Regions from separate parts of the Homo sapiens genome. Here region 1 is linked to region 2. The links are chromatin loops, found by intact Hi-C in ENCODE. Cell type or tissue: HCT116. All regions are shown on one strand. Links, peaks and the distances in the headings refer to the core of each region. The heading gives the core; the rest is flanking DNA. Region 1 overlaps OSBPL11 (oxysterol binding protein like 11). Region 2 overlaps ITGB5 (integrin subunit beta 5).

Region 1 (8,333 bases), core at 203-8,202, 830 kb after region 2:
GTATTTGAGATAGCTGGTTTTCCTGCTTCCTGACAGCTTGTGTGACCCTTGGCTGGTTACTTAACCTCTTCAAGATCCCAGAGAAGCTGTGAATCTGGCATAAGATGGGAACCTAACACAAATGTGTTTGCTGTCTCCAAACCCCTATTTCTCTTCCCCTAAGAACCTAACTTCTGCAAGTATACAATGCCCAAGCCAGGTAACAAGTGATTCTAATCCTCATTTAATAGTAACATCTGAGGCATTTAGAGGCTGCTACTTGGACAGATGTCAACTTTTCCCACCCTCTAAGAAGAAGTCACCAAACTTTTAGAAGCTGTGGGAAATCCTTCTCTAAAAGGTTTCCCAGCCATGTCTGTCTAAAGTAATATCAAAATATAAAATTATTGGGCCCTATTCCTGCTCTCTTAGGAGAGACTGATGTGACACAAATAATCACACTTACCTGTACTGCCACCCAGTGACAAGGTTGGTATACTTCATTAAATAGCCATACACATTTTCCATGTGATCACTATTTCAAAATGAAAAAGCCAAAGTTAGTAAAAATTAGAAGAAATCCCAGGAGGATAATGGTACAATTTTCAAAATAGCTGCAGATACATATATGCTCTATAAATGCCTCAAATTTTATTGAGAAGTAAAATGTATAGGTCAACAGAGGCATTTAATCTCCCAAATTTCATATCTATAGGACTTCATCAATTTCCTCAAAACAAGTACAATACCTCATAAATTATATATTATTATAAATATTCCAAATGTAAAATCATTATACAAATATAAAATTACATAAACATAAAACAAATATACTATAAGTATTATAAGTGGGATGGCCGGGCACAGTGGCTCGAACCTGTAATCCCAGCACTTTGGGAGGCCAAGGCAGGAGGATCACTTGAGGTCAGGAGTTCAAGACCAGCCTGGTCAACATGGCGAAAACCCATCTCTACTAAAAATACAAAAATTCATCGGGCGTGGTGGTGTGTGCCTGTAGTCCCAGCTACTTGGGAGGCTGAGGCAGGAGAATCACTTGAACCCAGGAGGTGGAGGCTGCAATGAGCTGAGATCTCACCACTGCACTCCAGCCTGGGCAACAGAGTGAGACTCCGTCTCCAAAAAAAAAAAAAAAAAAAAAAAAAAGGGCTGAGTGCAGTGGCTCACACATGTAATCCCAACACTTTGGGAGATCAAGATAGGGGGATCACTTGAGCCCAGGAGTTTGAAACCAGACTGGGCAACATAATGAGACACTGTCTCTCTTTATTAAATACGTAAAATAAATAAATAAGAATAATAAATAAAGCCCACAACTAGAGGAAAGAATTCTTCTGTAGAAATACAGCCACTTGGGTTTCTGCTAGAGTTCTTATACTTCCGGCCCAGGTCGCAATCAAGTTGTTTATTTCAGTTATTTTGAGATACATTGCTTAGAAAAGCAGAGAGCTATATTTTTTGTTTGGCTCCCCTATCTTCCCCAGGCTTCAGGCTTAAGCAGCTCTTTGAGGCCATAGAAAACCCAATGCCCCAGACTCTGTCTCAAAAAAATTCCCTAAAGAGCTCCTCCTCTGTTTTAGGTACTTAGTACACAGCTCAGCTTCCCGAAAAACTTATTCTTGGCCGGGCATGGCAGCTCACGCCTGTAATCCCAGCACTTTTGGAGGCCGGGGCAGGTGGATCACCTAAGGTCAGGAGTTCGAGACCAGCCTGGCCAACATGGTGAAACCCCATCTCAACAAAAAATACAAAAAATTAGCCAGGTGTGGTGGCACGTGCCTGTAATCCCAGCTACTTGTGAGGCTGAGGCAGGAGAATCGCTTGAACCCAGGAGGCAGAGGTTACAGTGAGCCGAGACTGCACCACTGCACTCCAACCCGGGTGGCAGAGTGAGACTCCATCATAAACAAAAACAAAAATAAAAAAACAGAAAAACTTACTCTTTCTCCATTCTGTCCAGTTGCTCCATAATCTGAATATTTGCTTACATTCTGCATCAATCCATAAGAGGTTTGAGGTAGTATACAACCTAAATATTTTCTCAAAGTGCCAAGATATTTCATAATTCGCCATTTTGGGAACTACTCTTTAATCTAGGTTCTCTACACCAAGCTTTCATTACTACATAAATGTCAAGTCATAGCCATTAGCATGTAATAAAAAATATCACAACTGAGTTACAGTTCAATTCCTCTGGCTTTAAGACTGTATGTATTCTTCAAATGTATGTGAACTATGGGGCAAAACCTTCTTAAAACCTTATATATACTTACCTATACCTGAGAAAAACAAAATTTTTATTTCAAAGCAATAAACAAAATACATCATCTTTATTTAGTCACTACTCTCATATTACTGAAGGTACTCCCCATTTTGGTCATATCTAATTATCTATATCACTCATTTAACAGCTCAAGTGACCCTCCTACCTCAGCATCTGAGTAGCTGCAACTACAGGAACGTACAACCATGCCCAGTTAATTTTTAATTATTTTTGTGGGGATGGGGGGGTCTCACTATGTTGCCCAGGCTGCTCTCAAACTCCTGGGCTCAAGCGATCTTTCCACTTTGGCTTCCTAAAGTGTTGGGATTACAGGCATGAGCCACAAATTTTTTAAAGTGTACAATTTCAGTAACATCAATCGCTAAAAAGATCCCACGTGTATCTCTTTTTTTTATTTTTAATTGCGACAGAGTCTCGCTCTTTTGCCTAGGCTGGAGTGCAGTGGTGTGATCTCAGCTCACTGCAACCTTCGCCTCTGGGGCTCATGCGATTTTTCTGCCTCTGCCTGCCAAGTAGCTGGGACTACAGGCACCTGCTACCATGCCCACCTAATTTTTGTATTTTTAGTAGAGATGGAGTTTCGTAAAGATGGGTTGGCCAGGCTGGTCTCAAACTCCTAGCCTCAAGTGATCAGCCTGCCTCAGCCTCCCAAAGTGCTGGGATTATAGGTATGAGCCACTGTACCTGGCTCTAAGTGTATCTTCATATTTCACATCATAGTAATGTTCTGTTTAATTTTCTAATGTTATTAATATTTTGCTGATTCATATATCTAAAGAGTTAGCTTTCTGAAAAAAAAAAAAACAAAACTATAAGGATATTGACATGGTTTATTTGGTAGTAGCATAAAGTTAGTTTCAAAAGAGGCAGAAATTCAAGTAAGTAAACTGCTGGCTTATTTTTATTATATAAAACAGCTGTCTCCAGGTTACAAAGAACCAACTTGAAAACATCCTATTCTTTGGAACAGCTGGTTGCAATGTCCCTCCCTCATTCTTCCCCTTTTCCATGTATCCCAAGAAATAGCCACTATCGAAGGCAACCAGCTGGTGTGGAACAACTGTGCCATCTGGTGGTCAGCATAAAAAGTGCTCTGTGACTGAACATCTGATTCACACTTTCTTTTCTTCTACTGTCTTATAATTGAGTTACTACACAGTATCTCTAACTCTCATGCTTTATTCCTATCTAAAATGTGTGAATTTTCAGGGCCTGGTGTAGTGCCTCATGCCTGTAATCTCAACACTTTGGGAGGCCAAGGTGGGACAATTCCTTGAGTCCAGGAGTTTGAGACCAGCCTGGGCAACATAGGGAGACCCACCCCATCTCTAAAAACAGTAAATAAAATAAAATGTGCAAATTTTTATAGAATATTTTTAATGTGTGTCTGTTAATATTAATAAAATCTAGCTACTGAAGTGGGAACATACCACATATCTGATTATATTATACTATTTTGTGTTCTATAAAATAGAAGTGATGGTCCAAAACAGACTAATACACTAAAAAATAAGCTATGATAAAGTTAATTTCTTCTTCAGTCCTCCAAAAACTTCACTGCTCAAGAAACTGGGTATATTTCTAATCTTTTAAACTTGTTAACATTTAATTGGGATTAGTAGTGGAAGCTGATAGTCTATAAAAATAACTGATTAAACTGTGCTAAGTGGCTTTATTATATTGTGTTTAGTTTGATACTCATTTTCTCTTAAATATCTTAAAAATAACTGCTTCAATTCTTTAATCTCCATTACTATAACATACATATTTCTTTTTTTTTTTTTTGAGATGGAGTCTCGCTCTGTCACCCAGGCTGGAGAGCAGTGGTGCAATCTTGGCTCACTACAACCTCCGCCTGCTGTGTTCAAGTGATTCTCCTGCCTCAGCCTCCCGAGTAGCTGGGAGTACAGGTGCGTGTGTGCCACCATGCCTGGCTACTTTTTCTATTTGTAGTAGAGACGGGGTTTCATCATGTTGGTCAGGCTGGTCTCGAACTCCTGACCTCGTGATCCGCCTGCCTCGGCTTCCCAAAGTGCTGGGATTATAGGCGTGAGCCACCGTGCCCGGCAATATACTTATTTCTCAACCTTTCTTTATCAGACTTAAGATAGATAAAAGTTTTTAAAATTAAGCTACCTTTTAAACAGTTTCAAATCCTTTCAACTCAAAACAATTACTCAATACCTACTAAAGCACAGCACTCTGAAAAACCATTGAAAAGCATAAGAAAATCAAAAAGGCAATAACTAATAACTCTCCATCTCAAATCTATAATCTAATCTAAGAGAAATATATCTCCTTGAAGAAAAAGGCAGTAACATGGGTTCCTGCTACTGGAAAAGACACACAATGGGACTACATTTGCAGCTGCCATACAAATAAAAAAGGCATTAAACAAATACAGAGGATTCAGTAGTGAGTGAGAAGGCTGAAATGACTAGATTTGATGACTGATTAGATGTGAAGTGAGACAGAAAGAATGAAAGTGAGAGAGAAAGGACAAGAGCAACACTCAGATTTCCAGCTGGAACAACTGGGTGGATAACTAATGCCTTCACTGAGATAGGGATCGCAGAGAAATTTTGGATTTGTTCCAACTTAAGATGTTAAATTTAATGAACCTGCAGGACTATACAGGGAGATATCCAGTAAGGCAGCATGATTAGGGCTTGGTAGTCATCAGCATATAAGCATATAACTGGTATTTGAAGTTACAGCAGTAAATAAGGTCACTCAGGAAGTATTACGAAATGGCAAGAGATGGGCAGGGTCTAAGAGAGATCTCTAAGGAAAAGTTTTAAGGGCAAGGGGAATACAGAGAAGAAATCAGGAACAACTGAGTAGTGGGAAGAAAACTAGGAGTATGGAAAGACAGAAACCAGAGAAAGTGTTTCAAGATAAGTCTGTGGTCAAGAATATTCAGTGGGCAGGTGCCTTCACTCACACCTGTAATCCCAGCACTTTGGGAGGATCACTTGAGCCAGGAGTTTGAGACCAGCCTGGGCATCACAGTGAGATCCTGTCTCTACAAAAAAAATTAAAAATTAGCCAGGCAGGGTGGCACACACCTGTAATCCCAGCTACTCAGGACACTGAGATGGGAGGATTGCTTGAGCCCAGGAAGTGGAGGCTGCAGGGAGCTGCAATCGTGCCATTGCACTCCAGCCTGGGAAACAGAGCAAGACTCTGTCTCAGGCCAGGCACAGTGGCTCATGCCTATAATCCCAGCACTTTGGGAGGCTGAGGTGGGTGGATCACTTGAGGTCAGGAGTTCAAAACCAGCCTAGCCAACATGGTAAAACCCTATCTCTACTAAAAATACAAAAATTAGCTGGGCGTGGTGGTGCATGCCTGTAGTCCCAGCTACTTGGGAGGCTGAGGCAGGAGAATTGCTTGAAACTGGGAGGCGGAGGTTTCACTGAGCCAAGATCCTGCCACTGTACTCCAGGCTGGGCGTCAGAGTAAGACCCTGTCTCAAAAAAAAAAAAAAAAAAAAAGAGAAGTTCAGTGCTACTGATAAAGTAAGATATGACAAAGACTGAGAAGACTCATTAGACTTAAAACCCAGAGATAACAGTTTAATGGAATGATGAGGGCAGTCAGCTGGAAGTAACATCAGAGGTTGACGATAATGTCAAGAGGTTCTCCAGCTTGTAGACAACTGAGCTATGGGATTTCTCAGGCTCCACAGTCATATGAGCCAATTCCTCATAATCTCTCTCTATATATATCTACCTATTGGTTCTATTTTCCTGGAAAAGCCAAATAGCGATACCTTAAGGTATTTAACTACAGGCAGGAATCCAAGTTGTAGTCAGTAAATATGAGGTACCAGGCAAGTCACATGTCAAAATCCATACTTTCAACTAGGCAAAAAGTATCCTCCCAAAAGGCTTAGCACTTTGGTCCATTCTCTGGATAAGAAATAGCATGAAGCGGGGAGTGGCTTGCTTAGCTGAGGAAAAGGCTAATGACATTAAGAGATATTCCTCGCAACAGCTAGTGTGTAGCCTGGGATATAATGTTTATTTGCTGAATGAATTAAGCAATGGGAAGAAAGAAACAGAATTTTTCTATGAAGCCATGAGGCAATTCTCAGTAACCTGCCCACCTCCTCCCCAAAAAATTCAACTCGCAGACTGTATACTCAAAATCGCAAACAAAATAAAGTCTAACTGTATTTTAATCTATGACAAAAAGTATAAAGTCAAGAGAGGGGTCCTCCCTCCTGCCAAGAGTCTTAAAAATGTTAGCACTCTTTGGCCCTAGAATTTCACTTTTAGGTATCCCATCTATGACAAATGATTAGAAATGTAGACAAAGCCGGGTGCGGTGGCTCACGCCTGTAATCCCAGTACTTTAAGAGGCCTAGGCAGGCAGATCGCCTGAGGTCAGGAGTTCGAAATCAGCCTGGCCAACATGGTGGAACCCCGTCTCTACCAAAAATATAAGAATTAGCCGGGTGGCACCTGCCTGTACCCAGCTACTCGGGAGACTGAGGCACAAGAATCGCTTGAACCCAGGAGGCAGAGGTTGTGGTGAGCCAAGATTGCACCATTGTGCTCTAGCCTGGGCAACAAGAGTGAAACTCCATCTCAAAAAAAAAAAAAAAAAACAAAACAGAAAAGATATGTAGTGCAAAAATGTAAGGAAACTAAGAAATCACAGCACATTATTAATAAACCAACTCTTGCTCCTCAAGACTTGGTATATTTTTAACTAGATTTTGGAATAATATTTTATAGTTTCCAGTTACATGCCTACAATTATCTTTCTCTTGTTTTTACCAGCATCTATAGCAGATGTCAGATACAGAAAACAAAAACTAGAGTGTAGAAATATGTATCAATTTTCCTTTAACCCCTGCAGAGGAAAAAAAAAAAAAAAGCAGACATTTATGACTTTTTCTTCAAATCAACTCAGAAGAAGAGGTAAAACCTCTAAGACCATGAACATTCATTTATATTTAGGCCAATCTCATTTTCCCATCCGCGAACAGGCACTTTTCCTTATAATAGTATTGACAGTGGAAGAAACCACAAAATTATTGTGGTCTGACCACAAAAATTATTTCTATACTACACATTTGCAGACTTTTACACATTTACTGAAAAGTATAGCTGTTTGCTAATGAGGAAAATAGATTTATCTGTTAATATGATTAGCCAGTGAGGAGCTCAAAATTTTAAAAAAAAGCAGGCCATCAAACACCCTGGTTTGTCTTTCAGTTCCTCTTTTGAATAGTTCTCTTCTGCCCATTTTAATAAGCAGGTGGCATATTTGCAGATTTGTGAATTTCTCTACAAGCTGACATGAAGAATACAAAAATAATGAAAACATGCATATTTTATAAAGTGTGAATATTCACTATGAAAAAGGAAGGAAAGACCCAGAACTGGGAAATCTATCTTCTCTGTAAATGGTAAAGAAAGCTCACATCATATGAATATAAATTACTCTGGAAACAAGAAAATACAAGGCTAATCTAATAAATTAAGTTCTTAAGTTTAATTTTTCAAAAGGGCCAGGCACGGTGGCTCACGCCTGTAATCCTAGTACTTCAGGAGGCCGAAGTGGGTGGATCACTTGAGGTCAGGAGTTTGAGACCAGCCTGGCCAACATGGTGAAACCTCATCTCTACTAAAAATACAAAAATCAGCCGGGTGTGGTGGCAAGTGCCTGTGGTCCCAGCTACTTGGGAAGCTGAGGCAGGAGAATCGCTTGGACTTGAACCTGGGAGGCAGAGGTTGCAGTGAGCTAAGATCTGCCACCGCACTCCAGCCTGCACAAGAGGACCAGACTCTGTCTCAAAAAAAAAATTTTTTTTTTCAAAAGGTCATCATGAGATTGTTTTGTAAATGCCACTGATGCCCTTCCTTTTCCTGATTATTTTGATGATCCTCCTAAAATAAGCCTTAGAATTCATTCTTTCGTTGTTTTGGGTGTGCACATTAATTTGGCATTAATAAAAGAGTGCTTCAGACATAGTAGAGACTCAAAAATATTTGCTACATAAGTTAGAACATGAGTAAACCATAAAACCAACCATGTA
Region 2 (8,333 bases), core at 26-8,025:
CGTCCCTGCAGTGATTAAACACCAAGGGAAGGCTGCCTTCCCAGTCCATGACCGGTGCCGGAGTTTTGGGTCCACGGATAAAACCTGTCTCCTTTGTCTCTACCAGAAAATGAAAGGAATTGAAATTAAGAGAAGGGAGAGATTGAAGTGTGCCGCCAAGATTGAAAGGAGAAAGAGGTTGAGGGATAGTGAGGGAGGTTGGAGGAGAGAGTAAAAAGTGGCCGCTTAGCGGATTTGAAATTGGTGAGATGTTTCCTGGGCTGGTCGGTCTGAGGACCTGAGGTCGTAGGTGGATCTTTTTCACGGAGCAAAGAACAGGAGGACAGGGGATTGATCTCCCAAGGGAGGTCCCCCGATCCGAGTCACGGCACCAAATTTCACTCGAGTCCATGTGAAGAGACAACCAGACAGGCTTTGTGTGAGCAACATGGCTGTTTATTTCACTTGGGTGCAGGCGGGCTGAGTCCGAAAAGAGAGTCAGCGAAGGGAGATGCGGCCGTTTTATAGGATTTGGGAAGGTAATGGAAAATTACAGTCAAAGGGGGTTGTTCTCTGGTGGGCAGGGGCGGGGTTCACAAGGTGCTCAGTAGGGGAGCTTCTGAGCCAGGAGAAGGAAATTCACAGGGTTAATCACTCAGTTAAGATGGGGCAGGAACAAATTACAATGGTGGAATGTCATCAGTTAAGGCGGGGCAGGGCCTTTTCACTTCTTTTGTGATTCTTCAGTTACTTCAGGCCATCTGGGCGTATACGTGCAAGTCACAAGGGGATGCGATGGCTTGGCTTGGGCTCAGAGGCCTGACAGAAAGGAGTCTTTGAAGGATTGAACTTCTGTGCGAGGAAACATGACATTTGTGTCAGTTGTCATCTTCCTTCATTTAAAAAAATAGAACAGTTCCTGGGGTTTTTGTTAACGTGTGTTGTTCTGCATTGGCAGGCCTGTGCACACCTACCCCTCAAAGTCTGAGGAAGCTGAGAAGTCAAAGAGAGAGCCTGACAAACCCAGTTTCTCAGAAAGAAATATTTAATAGGGACTTAAGAACAGAAGCTATGTCTGTCTCTTGGGCAGTGGTGAGACAAGTTGTTGGATCCCTGAACCATTATCCCCTAAACCTAGGGCTACAGACCACAGGGAAGAGATGGATGTGAAAAGAAGGGGTGTGTAGGACAATGGCTTAAGGGCAGAACTTGTGGTAAATACAATAACATCAAGGTTGTTTAGTTAGTACCTACTCTTACACAAGGAACAATAGATAAACTGGAAATCTTAGAGAGCTTTCCAGAACAGGAATTAATCAGAAGTCAACATGGCAGATTCACTTCCAAGATGGAGTTGCCTTGGCCTCCACATGTGTGTACCAGAGACTGCTCATGTGATGAGGACAAAAGAGAAAGATTCAAGGAGGAAGGAGAGACATTTTATAATGTATCAGTCTGCTCTTAGAGCACTTCACTTTATTTCAGTAGAGATGTATGCCCCCAAGACAGAGACTCAGATGACTCCCCAATCATGCGGCAGAATTCTGGGATAAGAAGAGACAGACTTCTTCCAGGAGCAGGTGCAGGGCAGAGGACTCTAGAGAAGGGATTCTTGAGCTTGGGTCTCACCAACTGTCACTCAAGGTGTGACTGTTCTCAATCTCCCCTTTTGTAAAATGGGGAAATACCTTCCCTGAATGTGGTATTTGTGGGGTAGTTGTGAGGATCAAATGAGGAGTTTGCTTTCAGTCACAGGGATCTGATATTCTATGTGGGTGGGACCAATGAAGCTTTCAATGATGTGTCTTCCAGGGAGGGTGTTTTTGAAATCAAACTGAGATGATAACCCTGAGAAATAGGATTGGACTTTTTAGCATCTTCTTTGTTACACATTTATAGGCATTGTTCTAACAAGGGTGTCTGTAGCATTCACCAGAATGTCAAAGCAGCCCATGACCCAAAAGGGTCAGGAACTCCTACTGTAGCAGGTCAGTGAGGTGGCTGCCCCTGATGGGTTGCCCCTTGCTGTTTAGAGCTTGCCTTTTTCCACCAAGAATTCGAGGCATCTTAAAGTGAAGACGTTATGCAGCTGGGTATCTATCAGAAGGATCAGGACGTGTGGAGGGGGAAGGTAGGAAGAGGATGGGGGTTGTTAATGGAGGGGGCAGTGGGGTTGGGTTGAGAGGAAAAGGGGTGGCACTAAGAACCCGAGCCTCTTTTTCTCTTGTCCCCATGTTATGAACAGTCTCTGGTCCACTAAATGCATTCAGTTCCCAGCTTCCTAACCATCAAGATACCAAACCTATTATACAGGCCCCATTGTATGACAGAAGGAAGCATCAGTCATGGGGAGAGATGGACTTCCTGACATTCACATCCAAGAGAAAGAAATTGGATATGAAGGCCTTCTCACTGACACATCACCCAACCCGTCTTGGAGGTGGCTCTCGCAGATGGGGGGCTGGCCAGGCAGCGACTGTCTTTCCCTCCTTCCCATGGGTCCCTCCCAAAGCAGCAACTGAGCAGGCAGGGCCTCTGGGGGCTGAGAAGAACTGTTCCTCAGGCGCAGCCCCCTCACAGCTGTCTCTCCTATTCTTCTCCCTCCAGCTCTTATGTTTGCACCCCTGGAGGGTCTGAAGGCCTGAGTAGGAGCTGGGTCCTGACTATGAAGTCTGGAGCCCCAGAGCTGGGGGAGAACAGGATGCCGGGTGGGAGAGACCTAACTAGGCCTTCTCAGCTGGGGGACCTCCAGAGGAGCCCCAACGCTGAGTCGCAGCCAGGACCTCGGAGCCCCAACGCTGAGTCGCAGCCAGGCCACAGCTGTCTGAGTGCTCACAGCCTCCATGCAGGCAGTGACCCAGCTCCAGGCATGTTCACATGCCATGCCCTGTCTGCATTTCCAGTGCCCACTGGACAAACCCCCAGCTTCCTCAGGCACCTCACACCCCACAGGCGCAACACCTCTTCCGGAGCCTCATCCCAGCACTGTCACTGTCACTGCCTTTGCGTCTTTTACTTCTCCCCGCCTCCTCTCTGCCAGTCTCAAAGCTTGTTACTAGCTGTATTAGTCTGCTCAGGCTGCCGTAACAAAATATCACAGACTGGGTGGTTTCAACAACTAACTTTCTCATAGTTTTGGAGGCTGTGGAAGTTGATCAAGTGTCAGCAAAAATGGTTTCCCCTAAGGCCTCTCCTGTTGGCTTGCAGGCAGCCACCTTCTCACTGTGTCTTCACACAGCTTTTCCTCTCTGCAGCCCTGGGGTCTCTACCTGGTCTTATAAAGACACCAGCTGCATTGAGTTAGGGTGCCACCCTATGACCTCATTTAATCGCAATTCATTCTTTAAAGGCTCCATCATCTCCAAATGCTATCACTTTGGGGCTTTAGGGCTTACAACAAATGCATTTTTGCAGGGACACAATCCATTCCATAACAGCTGAGTATACAAGGATGTCCTCAGAAGCAAGTAGGAACCATGGTATTGGATGTCCTCCAGGGAGAGGGAGGAGCTAAAGGGCATACTCCAGCAGAGAAGGACCTTCTGTCCTCCCTGCCCGTTTTTCCCCATCTGTTTGCTCTTACCTGAAATTCATCCCAAGAGTTTCATGATAATCACCTCAAGCTTTGATCCTAATTAAACAAATTTAAAAATCACATTTCTTCCCTGGAAGAGGTAGCGATTGGTTAGTTTAATAAAGTACTAGTCAATCAAGCTGAATGAGAATTCCCTGGTTTTTTTTTTTTCTTTTTTGTAGAGCCAGGGTCTCATTGTGTTGCCCAGGCTGGTCTCGAACTCCTGGGCTTTGGCAATCCTCCCACCTTGGTCTCCCAAAGTGTTGAGATTACAGGCGTGAGACACCATGCTCGGCCAAAGGCCCATTTTGATAAAAATATCTTAAAATTACAAAATGACCCATCTGGGGGTGGGTTGTGAAATGAAGCGTTTGGAATAGATTATCTTTGTGGTCACTTGCAGCTCGCTGGATAACCTTTAAAATTATACATTGGGTCGGAATCTCGGGAGTCAGATCTCCAAACAGCTCATGCCAAGAGCTTCCAGCAGGGGGCAGCAAGGCACCGTGAGCACTGGTTCCGTAACATCCCTCGGCGTCAGACGAAAACACCCTCACTTTCCACGTCAAGTGGAACTAGAACAAATCCTCCTTTGCTATCTGTGGCTCAAGAATGTTGTGCCCAGGCCAGGCGCGGTGGCTGACGTATGTAATCCTAACACTTTGGGAGGCCAAGGTGGGAGGATCGCTTGAGCTTGGGAGTTGTAGACCAACCAGCCTGGGCAACATAGTGAGACCTTGTCTCTGCAAAAAATAAAGTATTATCTGGGTGTGATGGTGCACACCTGTAGTCCCAGCTACTTAGGAGGCTGAGTTGGGAGGATCACGGGAGACCAGGAGATTGAGGCTGCAGAGAACTGAGATTGCACCTCTGCACTCCAGCCTGAGTGACCCAGTGAGATCCTCTCTTAAAAAAAAAAAAAAAGAATGTCGTGCCCTTAGAGAAAATGAGATTCTGAGCCAGTTAATGATTTGTCTCCAGGAAACCCAAAATTAAACATGAGAGAAACCCAAAGTTTCTTCCAAAATTACATTTATTTTTCTCAATTCAGAAAAGTCTCAACACCACAATTTATCTGTTTAATGTTTTCATTTACATTTGGCTTTATCCCAAAAAGGGTTTAACAGTGTCACCAAGTTACCAGGTCTCTGTTTCATCATATTTACACAAGATGAAGGAAACTCAATCTGTTCGTATTTGCCCCAGGTAATAGGTTCTATGTAGTGACAGGCATTTCACTATTTGACTTAGTGTTTGCCAAAATGAAGTAAGGGGAATTGGGTCCAGAGCTGAGGACAGATCCATTTGGAATGAAAGCATAATAACCTTGAAGTTATTCCAGTGACAAAAAATGATCAGTGAAAGATTTTCTAAGAGCAAGCAGGAATGAGGAGGCTGGCCCTCTGGCCAGCATGAGATGGGGTCTTAGGAACAGTTTGTCATTCAGTAACCTCCTAACAAACACTCGGGCAAGCCACTTCCCCTCTCTGAGAATCAGTTTCCTCTTCTGTACATAAGGGGAGAGGGTCAGTCAACCATCTTAGATATGGGAACTTAAGGGGACTTCATGGCCCTGCGGGAAAAAAGCTCAAATGTGTTTTTTTGCATTGGGCCTGCATGGGACGTAAGTGTTTCGGGAGTGAGGGGAGGCCTTGGAAGGGAACTGCTATTGCTAATGATGATTAAGAGATGACTTCGTGTGGGAACCACCACTCAACCCTTGCTTGTCTGTACAATCTATTTCCAGCCTCAGCCCCTCAGAACAAGGGGTGGTTTTTATGGTGTCTAGCCTGGAACTCTCTGTCAGTAAAAGCTGGAAGGGGCCAAAGGTATCTGCTCAGTGTTCCCCCTTGCACAGCCCTCACTGCCCCGAGCACCTCATGCTTACTTGACAAGCTGCAGTCTGGAGTATCAGACCAGCCTGTGTCCCATCCCTGAGGAAGTACACGGCCGCTTCAATCCCCACTGGGGGCACCATTTTAAGTCCGCTCAGAAAGAAAGAAACACACAGAGAGTATCAGACAAACACAAATTCTTTTGGTTTTAATCTTTACTTCCAATCCCAAACAATCTTGTTTCTTTTCATTATAAAAGTACTAAACAAACACGGACAGGAGAGGAAACTGACATTTGCAAACGATGTACCTTCAACAGGCATCTCAACAGCCCCATCACCAACACCTGTGTGCAAGGCATAGCCATCACGCAGAAAAGTCTCAGGACTCAGAACTACACCATAAATGCAGGATCTTTTTATTTCATATAAAAATGATCAATGTGAAAAAAGCCAAACTGTATGCTGGTTTTACAGACTCCGACCCTTCCTGACAGTCTTCTTGTCTGGCCAGGCTGGGGGCCCAGCATTCCTGGAAGGGAGAGACAGCCCAGCATCTCAGTATTTCATTGGGACAACAAGCTGGATGTGGCAGGGAAAGCTGAGAGCGCCAAGGTCCCCTTGCTTTATCCCAAGCTCGGAGGGACGCAGCCTGGCATGGCTCTGGCCTAGCAGCCAGGTGACATGGCCAGGCACCTTCCTGTACAGGCACTGTGGGCTCCTGGCCCAGGCTCACTAGAAGGTCTTCTCTGTGGTGCCTACCTAGGGAGCTGTGATCAAGCCGAGCAGCCGTGCAAGGCGTTTCAGTCTGACCTTTTCATCAGATCCCCGCTCCAGCCCCTCGGAGAAGGAAACATCAGTCCACAGTGCCATTGTAGGATTTGTTGAACTTGTTGAAGGTGAAGTCCACAGTGTGCGTGGAGATAGGCTTTCTGTATAATGGATTTGAAGCCTACAGAACACGGCGGGGAAGAGGATGAGGACACATGTTAGCTCACACACTCAAACCGACAGACGCAGGCCCTAGGATCCCTTCCCAGGTCAGCCCCCTGCGACAGCAGCAGGCAGAGCACTCAGGAGGAGACGGCCGTGGGCTCTAGGACAGCTCTGTGTTCCCCAGGAAAGCCATCGCCTTCTCTAAGCTTTCACTATCCACCTCTGGAAGGAGGAGTTGGGTCAGAAGGTCTCTGAAGTCCCTTCCAGCTTTAACAGAAACCAAGCCCAGGTTCAGCAGAAACTGACTGCGCTCAGTCCTCTGGGCATTTGCAGTCTGCCTGGGGTGACCAGACTGCAGGTGTGAGTGTTGTAATGGACCATAAGAATCTGAGCTTTCCTGTTGGTCTGTGCTCTCTCTGAGACTGGTCAGACTCTTCCTGAGGCACGCCCAGCGCCTCTGCCCCCATGACCTTCCTGACCTGGGTCTGGAACAGGGATCTGTGCAGCTCACTCTGCACTGGGGCTGTGCAATTCTCTCTCTCCAGAACTGGGCACAGCGTTTCTGGTGTTGATTCTTTTGTTTTTAATGCCAAAGACATTAGTGAGCCTCTATTGCTAACATACCGCTGAACTCAACCACGCCTCTGAGCTTGAAGTCTCCTCTGCTTCCCATTTCCCACGTGCTTACCATTTCATAGCGGGCCCTGGATCGCTCGCTCTGAAACTTTGCAAACTCCCTCCGGTCGTGGATGGTGACAAGCAGCTTCCAGATAGCCAGGAGTGCAAGCCCAACAAGGAGGATGCTACCGACCACAGCCAGGAGGATGGTCATGGCGTTGGGGGTGTTTCCACACTCTGGGGGGACCAGAAGCATGGTAAGCAAAGCCACTAGCATCACCATGCCCCTCTCACGCAACTGCAGGCATTTCTGAGATGAAAGTTGCACCCCTTCCAAAGGCCTTCTCCTCGGCTCTCCCTTAGATCCTCAGGAGGGTTTCCCCAATGTACAAAAAATGAAAGATTCAAAAGGGACAGTGACTGTTCTAAAGTCACACAGCAAGTGTGGCAAAGTCTAGATGAGGGCCCTGGGGCAGGGCTGCCTTTCCCCTCATGGGCAGCACCCACATCCCGCCTGGCCCAGTCTCCATTGCAGGATGCTGGACCCGCTCAGCTTTCGTGTACATGGTTTCAGGAGCAGACTGGGCAGGCAGGAGGTACCATGAAGCCACATGAAGCCACTTCCACAAGGTCTGGGCTGGGGGCCAACATTTGTAAGCCTTTAGCGTGGTGTCCCTTGGAGTAAATGTGCTTGTTTTCAAAGAACCTCAGACACAGCATTGGAAACAAAGCCTCATTCTTACAGGCGTGCATCCTAGGCTGGTACCACACTTCTCTCTGCCTCTGGCCTCAGGAAGGCACATTATGTGGTTGGGCTCAATTTGGAAAAATAGTTTGCAGTGCTGTCGATTGAAGAGAGCAAATCTTTTTCTGCTCCACCCCTGCCTCCCTACCCCCAAGAAGAATGTAAGGGGTGATATCAGATATTCCAGTTACTCCAAGGCAAAGGCTATTGGTCCCTGGGTCCAAGCAGAGGCAGAATGTTGGTATTTGGATTAAAGCTTGACCTCTTCAGTGGTGCTGGGAGCTGAGCATGGGAGCAGCAGGAATGTTGAACCCAGTGCTCCGTTGTCCTTGGAATCCATGCTGGGAAGCAGCAGTGGCCCCGCCCAGGCTGTGTGTGGAGCTGGATGCTCCCTGACTTGAGTGATACCCTGCCCAGCCCTGGTGGTCTAGATGCCCTGCACCCTCCCTGCAGAACACAGCAGCTCCTTGCTGCCTTTGGCTGTGCAGGGTAGGTATGTTCTGTGGTTACTTTCACGTCTGTGCTCCTCCAAGATGAGACCCTCCCCAGGGACAGGGCCCTATCCTTCTATAACTCCCATTGCCCTGACTCACGCTCCCACTAGCGCTTGCCCCAAGAATGGGCCCCCAGCTGCACATTCATCTTTC

What was found. A loop is a pair of places that touch in the nucleus more often than their neighbours do. Peaks named below come from ENCODE experiments on the same cell type or tissue, not always from the same donor. Only the 100,000 strongest peaks of a DNase experiment are listed, where the experiment ranks them.
Region 1: it touches region 2 in a loop (6-fold over the local background); 19 of 110 quality-filtered maps call a loop at or near these places.

Annotation. Positions count from the first base shown.
Region 1 is chr3:125,582,465-125,590,797 of GRCh38, forward strand. It overlaps OSBPL11 (oxysterol binding protein like 11), which reads right to left. Exons shown (of 13, transcript NM_022776.5): 2 at 446-514. Among named protein-coding and RNA genes, the nearest start is that of OSBPL11, 8.9 kb to the right of the region's middle. In HCT116, for the core only: CTCF peaks have their summits at 449 (motif pointing left) and 3,360 (motif pointing left); DNase peaks (open chromatin) are centred at 447 and 3,327.
Region 2 is chr3:124,757,380-124,765,712 of GRCh38, forward strand. ITGB5 (integrin subunit beta 5) reads right to left here. Exons shown (of 15, transcript NM_002213.5): 14 at 7,012-7,178; 15 at 4,569-6,339. The coding sequence ends at 6,244. Among named protein-coding and RNA genes, the nearest start is that of MIR544B, 29 kb to the left of the region's middle. RefSeq lists enhancers at 1-636, 2,187-2,776, 2,777-3,366, 3,903-4,197. In HCT116, for the core only: a CTCF peak has its summit at 4,042 (motif pointing right); a DNase peak (open chromatin) is centred at 4,072; H3K4me3 peaks cover 402 bases.